Regions from separate parts of the Homo sapiens genome. Here region 1 is linked to region 2. Evidence: read pairs that join two places in POLR2A ChIA-PET (ENCODE). Cell type or tissue: Panc1. All regions are shown on one strand. Each heading gives the region's core, and the rest is flanking DNA. Links, peaks and the distances in the headings are about the cores only.

Evidence for each region. Peaks named below come from ENCODE experiments on the same cell type or tissue, not always from the same donor. Only the 100,000 strongest peaks of a DNase experiment are listed, where the experiment ranks them.
Region 1: POLR2A ChIA-PET joins it to region 2 with 10 read pairs; 2 of 35 experiments call an interaction of 5 or more read pairs at or near these places.

What each region holds. Positions count from the first base shown.
Region 1 is chr12:32,371,727-32,377,753 of GRCh38, forward strand. It overlaps BICD1 (BICD cargo adaptor 1), which reads left to right. Exons shown (of 10, transcript NM_001714.4): 10 at 5,814-6,027. The coding sequence ends at 5,901. Among named protein-coding and RNA genes, the nearest start is that of FGD4, 25 kb to the right of the region's middle. In Panc1, for the core only: no CTCF peak of the experiment used is centred there; no DNase peak of the experiment used is centred there.
Region 2 is chr12:31,720,252-31,726,278 of GRCh38, forward strand. The region is part of intron 1 of AMN1 (antagonist of mitotic exit network 1 homolog); the gene reads right to left. LOC105369722 (a long non-coding RNA gene) reads left to right here and starts at 3,538. Exons shown (of 3, transcript XR_931497.3): 1 at 3,538-3,666; 2 at 4,317-4,388. In Panc1, for the core only: no CTCF peak of the experiment used is centred there; no DNase peak of the experiment used is centred there; H3K27ac peaks cover 2,487 bases.

The sequences.
Region 1 (6,027 bases), core at 603-5,602, 650 kb after region 2:
ACAGGTGTGTGCCACCACACCCAGCTAATTTTTGTATTTTTAGTAGAGACAGGGTTTCACCATGTTGGCCAGGCTGCCCTTGAACTCCTGACCTCCAGTGATCTGCCTGCCTCAGCCTCCTAAAGTACTGGGGTTACAAGCATGAGCCACCACACCTGGTCTTACACCCATTTTTATGTGACGAAATTGAGGTTTGGGAAGGTAAAATGACTTGTTCAAGGTCACATATCCTGAACACAACTGAGCCTAGTGACTCCTACCTACCACCACAGGTGGCTGCACTGCAGAGGAGAAATCTATTTCAGTTACACTGTGAGGAGCAAAGTCAGAGTATGTAAATCACCCACCATGATTCCTTTTCCCTCAAACTGAAGAGGAATGTTTGTTTAATGAGAAACAGAAGATGTGCTAAGAATGTTGAGTTATTTCACATCAGGTGTTCTGTTTCTCATTTTGAAAAATGATTTTGAGTGCTGGGCCCAGTGGCTCATGCCTGTAATCCCAGCACTTTGGGAGGCCAAGGTGGGCAGATCACCTGAGGTCAGGAGTTCGAGACCAGCCTGGCCAATATGGTGAAACGGCATCTCTACTAAAAATACAGAAATTAGCCAGGCATGGTGGCAGGCACCTGTAATCCCAGCTCCTCAGGAGGCTGAGGCAGGAGAATCACTTGGAACAGGGAGGCGGAGGTTGCAGTGAACCAAGATCACGCTTGGACAACTCCAGCTTGGGCAACAGAGTGAGACTCCATCTTAAAAAAAAAATTATTTTGTACTTCCCTCGGTTTATACATATATTCAAACAGCTTTTAAGGTGAATGATTTTTTAATAAAAGAGCATTTTCTCACCTTTAACAATGTAGAACTTTTCAGCCGGACATGGTGACTCACCTCTGTAGTCCCAGCACTTTGGAAGGCTGAGGTGGGAAGATTGCTTGAGCCCAGGATTTCTAGATCAGCCTAGGCAACTTGGTGAAACCCTGTCCTTTAAAACAAAATACAAGAATTAGGCATGGTGGCCTGCATCTGTAGTCCCAGCTACTCAGGAGGCTGCGGTGGGAGGATCGTTTCAGCCTAGGAGTTCAAGGCAGCAGTGAGCCGAGATTGTGCCACTGCGCTCCGGCCTGGGTGGCAGAAGAGGACCCTGTCTCCAAAAACAGAAAAAAAGTAGAACTTTTCCATGTATACTTTTTACAGGCTAATTCCATTGTAGAGCTAAATTATCAAAATTGTTTATAGATAATAGGTATTATAATATGAAAGGAATGCCCAAGGTATATAGCCTTGGATATAATATTGAAATATATAGAGTTGTTTGGTATTTAGCACTTCCCTTCTATCAAGTAGTTTTCTACTTGGGAAAAAAAAAGAAACTTCCTGAAGATGTATCCAATTTTATATCTTAGTAACAGCTTCCTAAACTTGCCATTTACAACATGATCTACCTATGTAAAGTAAAATCAATGGTAAATGTTGAATAACAAGTGGACTCTTGAAAATATTTAGCAATCACAACTGAAACTGAATTCATTCTATGCCTTAAATGATTATAATTTATCAAATATTTATATCCAAGAAATAGTATCTTAACCTGTAAGCCAAGAATGTGTGTCTTACAGGTTAATTTACACATAATATACACCATGTGATTGCAGCATTTTATGCAAATTAAAAATATTAATACTATAGATAATAACTTTATGTAAGAAATCTATCTAAAGGAATGAAAAAAATTTAAATCATCACGAATGATGTAATGTCAAGGTGTTAGGCAAAGTGAGTTGTAACCCATATTTAAGCTATAGCTACACACTTCAGCTGGTCAGGAAGAAATATTTGTCTTCCTTTATCAAAAAGAGTATTGGGGCCAGGTGCAGCGGCTCACGCCTGTAATCCCAACACTTTGGGAGGCTGAGGCGGGTGGATCACAAGGTCAGGAGTTCGAGACTGTCATGGCTAACACAGTGAAACCCCGTCTCTACTAAAAAAAAAAAAATACAAAAAATTAGCCAGGTGTTGTGGCATGTGCCTGTAGTCCCAGCTACTCGGGAGGCTGAGACAGGAGAATCACTTGAACCCGGAAGGTGGAGGTGGCAGTGAGCCAAGATCGCGCCAGTGCACTCCAGGCTGGGCGACAGTTTGAGACTGTCTCAAAAAAAAAAAAAAGTATTGGATTACACAAGGTCTTCAAAAACATATCTTTCTTGGGTGGACACAGTGGCTCATGCCTGTAATCCTTGCGCTTTGGGAAGCAGAGGCAGGCTGATCACTTGAGGTCAGGAGTTCGAGACCAGCCTGGGCAACATGGTGAAACTCTGTCTCTACTAAAAATACAAAAATTAGCCAGGTGTGGTGGCGCAGGCCTGTAATCCCAGCTACTCAGGAGGCTGAGGCACTAGAATTGCTTGAACCTGGGAGGCAGAGGTTGCAGTGAGCTGGGATCGTGCCACTGCACTCCAGCCTGGGCGACAAAGTGAGATTCTGCTCAAAAAAAAAAAGAAAAGAAAAGAAAAGAAAAAAAAGCCATATCTTTCTTGTGTAATGTGACGATTCTGCATTACTTGCCATAAATCACATTGCATAATATGTTTAGTTCCCTAAAAAGAAATTAGTTCTGGTGCTGACTTCCACAGCACGTATAGTAAAATTGGAGTTTTTTTTACTATATGTGCTGTGGAAGTCAGCAGTCTAAGTCATGCATATTTGCAGAAAAACTGTTAGGTCGATGGGAAAGTCTGGCCTATAACCTGCTGTTTACCAGGCCGTCAAACTCTGTTTGGAGGGTCAAGTGTGAATCTTGCCATACATTATTTTCTGTTTTAAATATTTTCTTTTCTTTCTTCTTTTTTTTTTTTTTTTGAGACGGAGTTTTGCTCTTGTTACCCAGGCTGGAGTGCAATGGCGTGATCTCAGCTCACCGCAACGTCTGCCTCCCGGGTTCAAGCGATTCTCCTGCCTCAGCCTCCTGAGTAGCTGGGATTACAGGCATGTGCCACCACGCCCGGCTAATTTTTTTTTTTTTTTTTTTTTTTTGTATTTTTAGTAGAGACAGGGTTTCTCCATGTTGGTCAGGATGGTCTTGAACTCCCAACCACAGGTGATCCGCCTGCCTCGGCCTCCCAAAGTGCTGGGATTGCAGGCGTGAGCCACTATGCTTGGCCTAAGATTTTCTTCATTTATTTTCCTTTTTTTTTTTTTTTTTTTTTTTTTTGAGACGGAGTCTCGCTCTGTCGTCCAGGCTGGAGTGCAATGGCGCGATCTCGGCTCACTGCAAGCTCCGCCTCCCGGGTTCACGCCATTCTCCTACCTCAGCCTCCGGAGTAGCTGGGACTACAGGCGCCCGCCACCACGCCCAGCTAATTTTTTTTTTTAATTATTTTTAGTAGAGACGGGGTTTCACCATGTTGGCCAGGATGGTCTCTATCTCCTGAGCTCATGATCCGCCCGCCTTGGCCTCCTGAAGTGCTGGGATTACAGGCGTGCGCCACCGCGCCCAGGCTTATTTTCCAATTTATAAATGAGGCCGGGCACGGTGGCTCGTGTGTGTAATCTCAGCACTTTGAGAGGCCGAGGTGGGCAGATCACTTGAAGTCAGGAGTTCGAGACCAGCCTGGCCAAAATGGTGAAAGTCCGTCTCTACTAAAAATACAAAAAATTAGCCGGACGCGGTGGTGGGCCCTTGTAATCCCAGCTACTCGGGAGGCTGAAGCAGGAGAATTGCTTGAACCCAGGAGGCAGAGGTTGCAGTGAGCCGAGATCGTGCCACTGCACTCCTGCCTGGGCGACAGTGAGATTCCATATCAAAAAAATTTACAAATGAAACTATGCGCTATTTTCTTAGGCTTTTTGTTGAAGGTCCAGTTCTCCCATGTTTACATACCACATTTTAAAAATAGGTAGGAAAAACAATTTTTATCACTGCTTGTCTTAACCAGTACAGAACAGCAAAGCTTCTTTTAAACTATATTTACAGCACTTCAAAGAGTTTGGGAAGAAAGAATAACCTCAAGCCAGTCAGATATTTTCCATAATTATGATTTTGTATTAAAATGCAAGAGATATAGGTAGAGGATAATTTCAGTACCAAAGATAAAAATTATTTAATACTAATTTTAATGACTCCATTACATTTTAAACTCCATTAAATTTAAAGCTAATTTTAATTAGCTTTAAAAAGCTATGCTTAAATTAATAGTAATAATGAGCCTTGAATTGTTCTCTCAAACATCACTTCTGGTAGAAATGAATTATATAGTACTGACTTTCATAGTTTAAGGGAATATAACAGAGTTTTAGAAAAATACTCTTTTCTAATTAAAAAAACAAATCTCCATGTTGTGATTCCCCCATTGCTAGTCACATTTTTTTTTTTTTTTTGAGACGGAGTCTCGCCCTGTTGCCAAACTGGAGTACAGTGGCGCCATCTTGGCTCGCTGCAACCTCTGCCTCCCATGTTCAAGTGATTCTCCTGCCTCAGCCTCCCGAATAGCTGGGACTACAGGCACACGCCACCATACCCAGCTAATTTTTTTTTTGTATTTTTAGTAGAGACAGGGTTTCACCATGTTGGCCAGGATGGTCTCAATCTCTTGACCTCATAATCCTCCTGCCTTGGCCTCCCAAAGTGCTGGGATTACAGGTGTGAGCCACCGCGCCCGGCCGCTAGTCAAATTTTAAAAGGCCCAAACCCAAATGTGTTTTGTCATTTTACCCTAGGAAACTCAATGATTTTGCTTCTTTATTCTTCAAGATTATTCATCCAGACCCTGATAGGCCTGAGCACAGGTTCATTTAAACTAGAGGCTATCACAGGCGTCGTTTGGAAAGTTACATTATACACTTAACAAATGGGAAATGTTAGGCTGGGCTCGGTGGCTCACGCCTGTAATCCCAACACTTGGGGAGGCCGAGGCAGGTGGATCACCAGAGGTCAGGAGTTCGAGACCAGCCTGGCCAACATAGCAAAACCCCATCACTACTGAAAATACAAAAATTGGCAGGGCATGGTAGTGCATGCATGTAATCCCAGCTGCTCGGGAGGCTGAGGCAGGAGAATCGCTTGAACTCGGGAGGCGGAGGCTGCAGTGAGCTGAGATGGAGCCACTGCACACCAGCCTGGGCAAAACAACGAGACTCCATCTAAAAAAAAAAGGGGGGGGGGGGTGAAATATAAAACTCTTCCTTATACCTCCAAGCCCAAGCAGGTAGGGGGAATTCTTAGAGCAAATTAGACTTCCACAGGCAAATTCTTTATCCTAGTGAATCTGGATCTACCAGATAACTATAGAATCCTCTAAACTCCAAAGCCTTGGTCAACCTGTCAGTACCATCAGCATCACTGGGAGCTCATTAAAAATGTAGAATCTCAGATCTCACCCCACACCTAATGAATCCGAATCTGCCCTTTATACTGAGCTCCCCAGGTAATTTGCATGCATATTAAAGTTTGAAAAGAACTGATCTCATGAAATCTTACAGCTAACACAGAGACCTAGGAGAACAAGACCGTGCAAAAATTGAGAAGAACTTCTGTAAAATGCTGGGGGCAAGAAAATAGGGAAAACAAGAAAAGAGAAGAGTGACTTTGAGGGAAGAGTGCATATATCATTTCCTTAATACATTTCATTTTTCTTTTTTATGCCTTGTTTTGAAAAGCTACCATTATCTTGGCATGCTTTAGATGGAAACCATTTACTGTGCAGATTTCTGTTCTTGTTCTCAAAATCTATGCAAAAATATCTCGTCTAACCCCTACCATTGTGCCTGGCCCTTTGAAATGTGTTTCTTGCTGACGTGCTTGTTTCTCCTTTCCAGTCCTGACACAGCTCTCCCTGAGGAGCAGCCACATTCCAGCTCCCAGTGCGCCCCTCTCCACTGTCTCTCCAAGCCTCCTCACCCCTAGTCTTCATCTCCTGTGGACGAACATCTGGGGTGGAAGTTTTGTAGCCACACACAGGATACTGCCCAAGATCCAGCGGGTGTTTTCTTCTCGGTTGTTAGATGTACAATTGGATTAATGTCCATCGTT
Region 2 (6,027 bases), core at 315-5,314:
CAGTCCCTGCCGGGTGTGGTGGCTCCCACCTGTAATCCCAGTACTTTGGGAAGCTGAGGCATGTGGATCATCTGAGGTCAGGAGTTCGAGACCAGCCTGACCAACATGGTATAACCCCATCTCTACCAAAAATACAAAATTAGCCGGGTGTGGTGGCAGGTGCCTGTAATCCCAGCTACTTGGGAGGCTGAGGCAGGAAAATCGCTTGAACCATGGAGGAAGAGGTTTCAGTGAGCTGAGATCGTGCCACTGCACTCCAGCCTGGACAACATGAGTGAAACTCTGTCTCAAAAAAAAAAAAAAAAGTCAATCCCCATTCCTCCTTTTTCTCACAAATACCAATTATGGGTTGTAATACCTCAGAACTACCAATTTGCTTCCTGTCACTATTGATTTATCTGGATTTATACAATATGTGGCCTCTGTGTCTGGCTGCCTTCAATTAGCATCATGTTTTCAAGGTTTATCCACATTGTAGTATGTATCAGTATTTCATTCCTTTTTACAGCTGAATAACATTCAACTATACAAATATACCACATTTTGTTTATTGATTCATCAATTGATGGACATCTGTCTGGGTTTTTCTACCTTTGGCTAATGTGAATAATGCTGCTATGAACATTCATGTACAAGTATTTGAGTACCCAGTTTCAATTCAACTGGGTATAGACTTAGAAGTCAAATTGTAGCAGAATTGTAGGCCAAGTGTAGTGGCTCATATCTATAATCCCAGCACTTTGGAAGCCAACGTGGGAATATCTCTTGAGTCCAGGAGTTTGAGACCAGCCTCATTTATTTGGTTGAGCCACAGGTGAGCAGTCTCTCAAAACAAAAGTGAATGCAGAGCCTTGCCTAACAGTGCAAAGCCAGCTGCTTATATATCTGGCTCCTGCGACAGTCTGATTTGATTGGTGAGGATGATGGGGTGCTGGGCATATGGGTGGCCGAAATTATCAAGGACCGTGGAGTAAAATGTAGCGGTTTCCACTGGGGAAGAAAAAGAAGGACTTCCGGGTTTGGATGCTCAATGGGAGGTACCCAGGGGAGGAAGCTGGGTATCTGATGCTCAGGTATCAATACTGGGGTGGCATCAATACAGGAGTGGACAGCAAGAGGGAAATATCATCCTCAACACCCTCAGCATTCCCTGTGAGCCAACCTCCCTGCCACTCTGCATTCCCCACACTTCCAGCTGGTGAACAGCAGTCTCCTGTTGGCTGTTGCTATAATTCATAACTTGGGCACACATTAAGCTCCTTGGTCTCTGATCCCTTAGGGGAAAAAGGCAACCAAATGCAACTGATGAGGTCTGGGTAAAGTCTTCAGTGGGGAAGAGAGGCTAAAGTGACACTGCAGGTGGAGCCTACAAAGTTTGCCAATATCTGCCTTAGTCAACAAACAACACGTCCTTGGTCAAGGCATATTATATTTTTACTGACTCTTGGGCTGTTGACAATGTTACCTGGTCTGCCACTTGGAAGAAAACAAACTAGCGGATTACAGACACTCCTCTTTAGGACTGTGAACTGTGAAAACAAATCACAGCAGAGAATCAGACAGATGTCCATGGTAATGGCTCATTCTCTAATGGAATAGACTGCAATGATGCTGCTAATCAAGTATACACCATCCAGACTGCTGCCACTGCTGCCAGGATCAGCAGTCTGCACACTGTAACAACACACTGCACATAGCAACATTATCTGCCATCATGGCCTAGGAACAGAGTAAAGATTACATGTATCTGACGCTACCATTGCATGCTGGTCTTGTGCTTCCTTTCAAAAGTCAGCCTGTTTTGTCTCAGTGAAATAGACCGTATTTTATGGTGTGTGGTCCCTCTTACTTCTGACAAGTTGACTATATCAGGCCTTTGACACACACACACACACACACACACACACACACACACACACACACACCTGGGGCTATTGTTAATGTGTTACAGTTGTTGACATTTTTTCGGGTTATGGTTTCATTGTTCCAGTCTGTTCAACCAACGCCAGTCACACTGATCAAAATGTGTTATGTTTTTGGTTTTCCAGACCACTTTCACTCTGACAATGATATGTCTTTTACTGCGCAGAGGTTGCTCAACAATGAGCCAATAAGTCAAGGTATTCAACGGATATTTCACACCCCTTATCATCCTTAGGGTGTTGGCTCCAACAAGAAGTAAAACGGACTTTTAAAAAATCCACTAAAAGAAATTTCTGACTCTACCTCCTTCACACTCTCCTGGTCCATGCATCTTAGTAAGGTAGTTTGGTCACAAAAAAGGCACCCTGAAAGGGTTCATAGTCTCCTAGCCACCTCCTATATAATGATCAGGATGAAAAGGGGAGGGTTTGCTAGACTTAGTCTGATATTCTGGGATTCCACTCTGACAATTCCTGGGCATGATATGCAGCTTTCTTTCTCCAAACAATGACTCCAAGTCAGCCTGGTTGGTACACTCTCTGGGTGGCAGTCTGGCAAAAGGGAACTTAGGAAATTCAAACTTAATTCTGGTTCAGCCACCTGGATTCTCTTGTTGTACTGAAACCTGGATCAGGGGTCAGCAAACTATGACCTGTGGGACAAATGTAGCCAGCTGCTAGTTTTCAGAAATCAAGTTTTACGCCTGGCACGGTGGCTCACACCTGTAATCCCAGAACTTTGGGAGGCTGAGGCAAGCAGATCACCTGAAGTCAGGAGCTCAAGACCAGGCTGGCCAAGCTGGTGAGACCCTGTCTCTACTAAAAATACAAAAAATTAGCCAGGTGTGGTAGTGCATGCCTGTAATCCCAGCTACTTGGGAGGCTGAGGCAGGAGAATCACTTGAACCTGGGAGGCAGAGGTTGCAGTGAGCTGAGATCGGGCCACTGCACTCCAGCCTGGGCAACAGAGTGAGACCTCGTCTCAAAAAACAAGAAAGAAATCAAATTTTATTGGAACACTGCCTTTGACTGACACACACACAAACACACACGCACACACACACCACCCCTGGGGCTATTGTTAATGTGTTACAGTTGTTGACATTTTTTCAGGTTATGGTTTCATGGTTTCAGTCTGATCAACCAACTCCAGCCACACTGATCAAAGTGTGTTATGTTTTTGGTTTTCCAGACCACTGCGATCTCGGCTCACTGCAAGCTCCGCCTCCTGGGTTCACACCATTCTCCTGCCTCAGCCTCCTGAGTAGCTGAGACTACAGGCGCCCGCCACTATGCCCGGCTAAGTTTTTGTATTTTTAGTAGAGACAGGGTTTCACCATGTTAGCCAGGATGGTCTCGATCTCCTGACCTCGTGATCCACCCGCCTCGGCCTCCCAAAGCAGACCACTTTCACTCTGACAATGATAGGTCTTTTACTGCAAAGGTTGCTCAACAATGAGCCGATAGTCAAGGTATTCAACAGATGTTTCACACCCCTTATCATCCTCAGGCTGCTGCCATTTCTTTATGTGTTGTCTGTGGCTGCTTGTGTTCTACAATGGCAGAGCTGAGTAACTGTGTCAGAGGGTGTGTAGCCTACAAAGCTGAAAATATTACTCTCTGGCCCTTCACAGAAAGGTTACCAACTCCTGCCCTAGATAACAAAGATAACTACCACTTGGTTGAGGATACTGCTCACCAAGTACCCCTACAGTGACCCACACCAGTCAAGCAAGGAAACAAGGTAAGTCTGTGTAAACTTTATAAAAATGCTCTTGTTCCTCTTGCACATGACCTCTGTGAGTAGGGGATTAGAGAAAAGTAAAGCATTTGAAGTGACTGACAATCACTCCTGTTATATAGCAGATCCCCTTTATCCATGGGAAAAACATTCTAAGACTCCCTGTGGACACCTGAAATCATGGATAGTACTGAATCCTAAATCCTATATATACACCCTGCATTTACTATGCAGACATACCTGTGGTAAAGTTTAATATATAAATTAGGCACAGTAAGAGATGAACAACAACAACAATAAAATAGAACAGTTATAACAACATCTACAAGGATTGGGTGGAAAAATAAAAAATACATGTAACAATATGCCAGCATCAGTACTCTTGTGCTCTGGTGCAATTGTTAAGTAATATCAGGGTTATGTGAATGCAGTAGCCCTGCGACAATAGCTCTGATAACCAAGAAGGCTACTAAATGGACAGCATGGATATGCTGAACGAAGGCAGAATTCACATCCTGGGCAGACAGGGCAGGGTGGCATGAGATTTCATCATGCTACTCAAAATGGTGCATAATTTAAAATTTATGAATTGTTTCTTCCTAGAATTTTCCATTTAACATATATATATATTTTTTTACCATGGTTGACTGCAGGTACCTGAAACTGCCGAAACAAAACAGCACATAAGGAGAGACTACTGTATTTTGCTTTATGCAAGATTTCAGGTATATTTCAATATGTTACCTTTTTCCTACAACATGGCTCTCTGCCCCCCACCGCCACCTTTTTCTCTCAGTCTCTTTCATCTTAGCCCTTTAGTATGCTCTTCTCTGAGCTCAGCAGTGCAGAGGCTGTACCATGTGTTTCCCAAAGTAAATGGTTTCCTCTTTCTGCTCCAGTTCCCTCCAGCTGCAATAGCAGGGAGTTGGGACAGAAACAAATCAAATAGTTCTTAAAATTCTGGGAGGACTATTGAATGGCCACAAAGCCCATCCAGAAACCCTGCTGGTCAAACAAATTGATTAAATTTGTCAAATCATGTATTACATTTACTACAGCAAGGGAGATCATCTTGACAGGGTTTTGGTAGCATTTCAATAGAGGAATGTTAGGCAAGAGTATACATAAGTTTCTGGGATATAAACGCCACCAGTTTAAGTGGGTGCTTCTCCCCCCACAGTGGCGAATGGGTAAGGATTAGGCAAAGTTTGTGACTTAGTTTAAAACGGATGGACACAAAAAGCCAGGCTTGATGAGCAATCTGTCCAGATAAACATAATGTTTGTCCTAAAAATCAAAATGTTTGTCCTGATAGCTGTTTATTTAGATAAACTGATTTGCAAAAATTTCCTAGAGCAAAAAGTTAGGTTGACATAAGTGGTGTTGATTCTCAGGCCCCACAGTTGGCACAGGCAGTCTCATTTCTCAAGACAAAATGAAAAGAAGTCAGCTAAAACTTATAATCTTTAAAAGCTGTAAAACAATTGGGGAGACGGGTGGATATCCCAACCAATAATAGTTGCTCTACGTTTTATACTTAAAAGAAACAACCTATTACTATTTGGCCAAATCATCATATGGTGAATTGATCTAACAAATAAAAGAGTTTTGGCAACATGGACTGCTTCTAATGTAAGTGTTACATAAAATTTTGTCCTTGACTTTCTTTTTTTCTCTCTATAGCCCTCTTTTAAACTTAACCATGGCTTCCTATCATCTACAAAGTTATACCCCCAATCTTAGTTTCAATCCTTGATCTCTCTTCATTTTATTTGTGTATTTATGTATTTATTTATTTAGAGATGGAGTCTCACTCTGTTGCCCAGGCTGGAGTGCAGTAGCACCATCTTGGCTCACTCCAAGCTCCGCCTCCTGGGTTCAAGCAATTCTCCTGTCTCAGCCTCCCAAGTAGCTGGGAATACACATGTGCACCACCATGCCCAGTTAATTTTTTTTGTATTTTTGGTAGAGACAGGGTTTCACCATGTTGGCTAGGCTGGTCTCGAACTCCTGACCTCAAGTGATTCACCTGCCTCGGCCTCCCAAAGTGTTGGGATTACAGGCATGAGCCACTGCACCCAGCCTAATCCTTGATCTTTCTTTCAGATTCAAAATTATATTCTAACTGCCTGCTTGATATTTCTACTGGATATTCTGATTCATTTTCCCCGTAAGACACTTCTTCCTCCATAATAGTCTAATCACCATTCTACCTGTCAACGAAGCTAAAACTAAAAGAGTAATTTCTTTTTTTTTTTTTTGGGGGGACGGAGTTTCGCTCTTGTTGCCCAAACTGGAGTGCAATGGTGCAAGCTCGGCTCACCGCAACCTCTGCCTCCCAGGTTCAAGCGATTCTCCCACCTC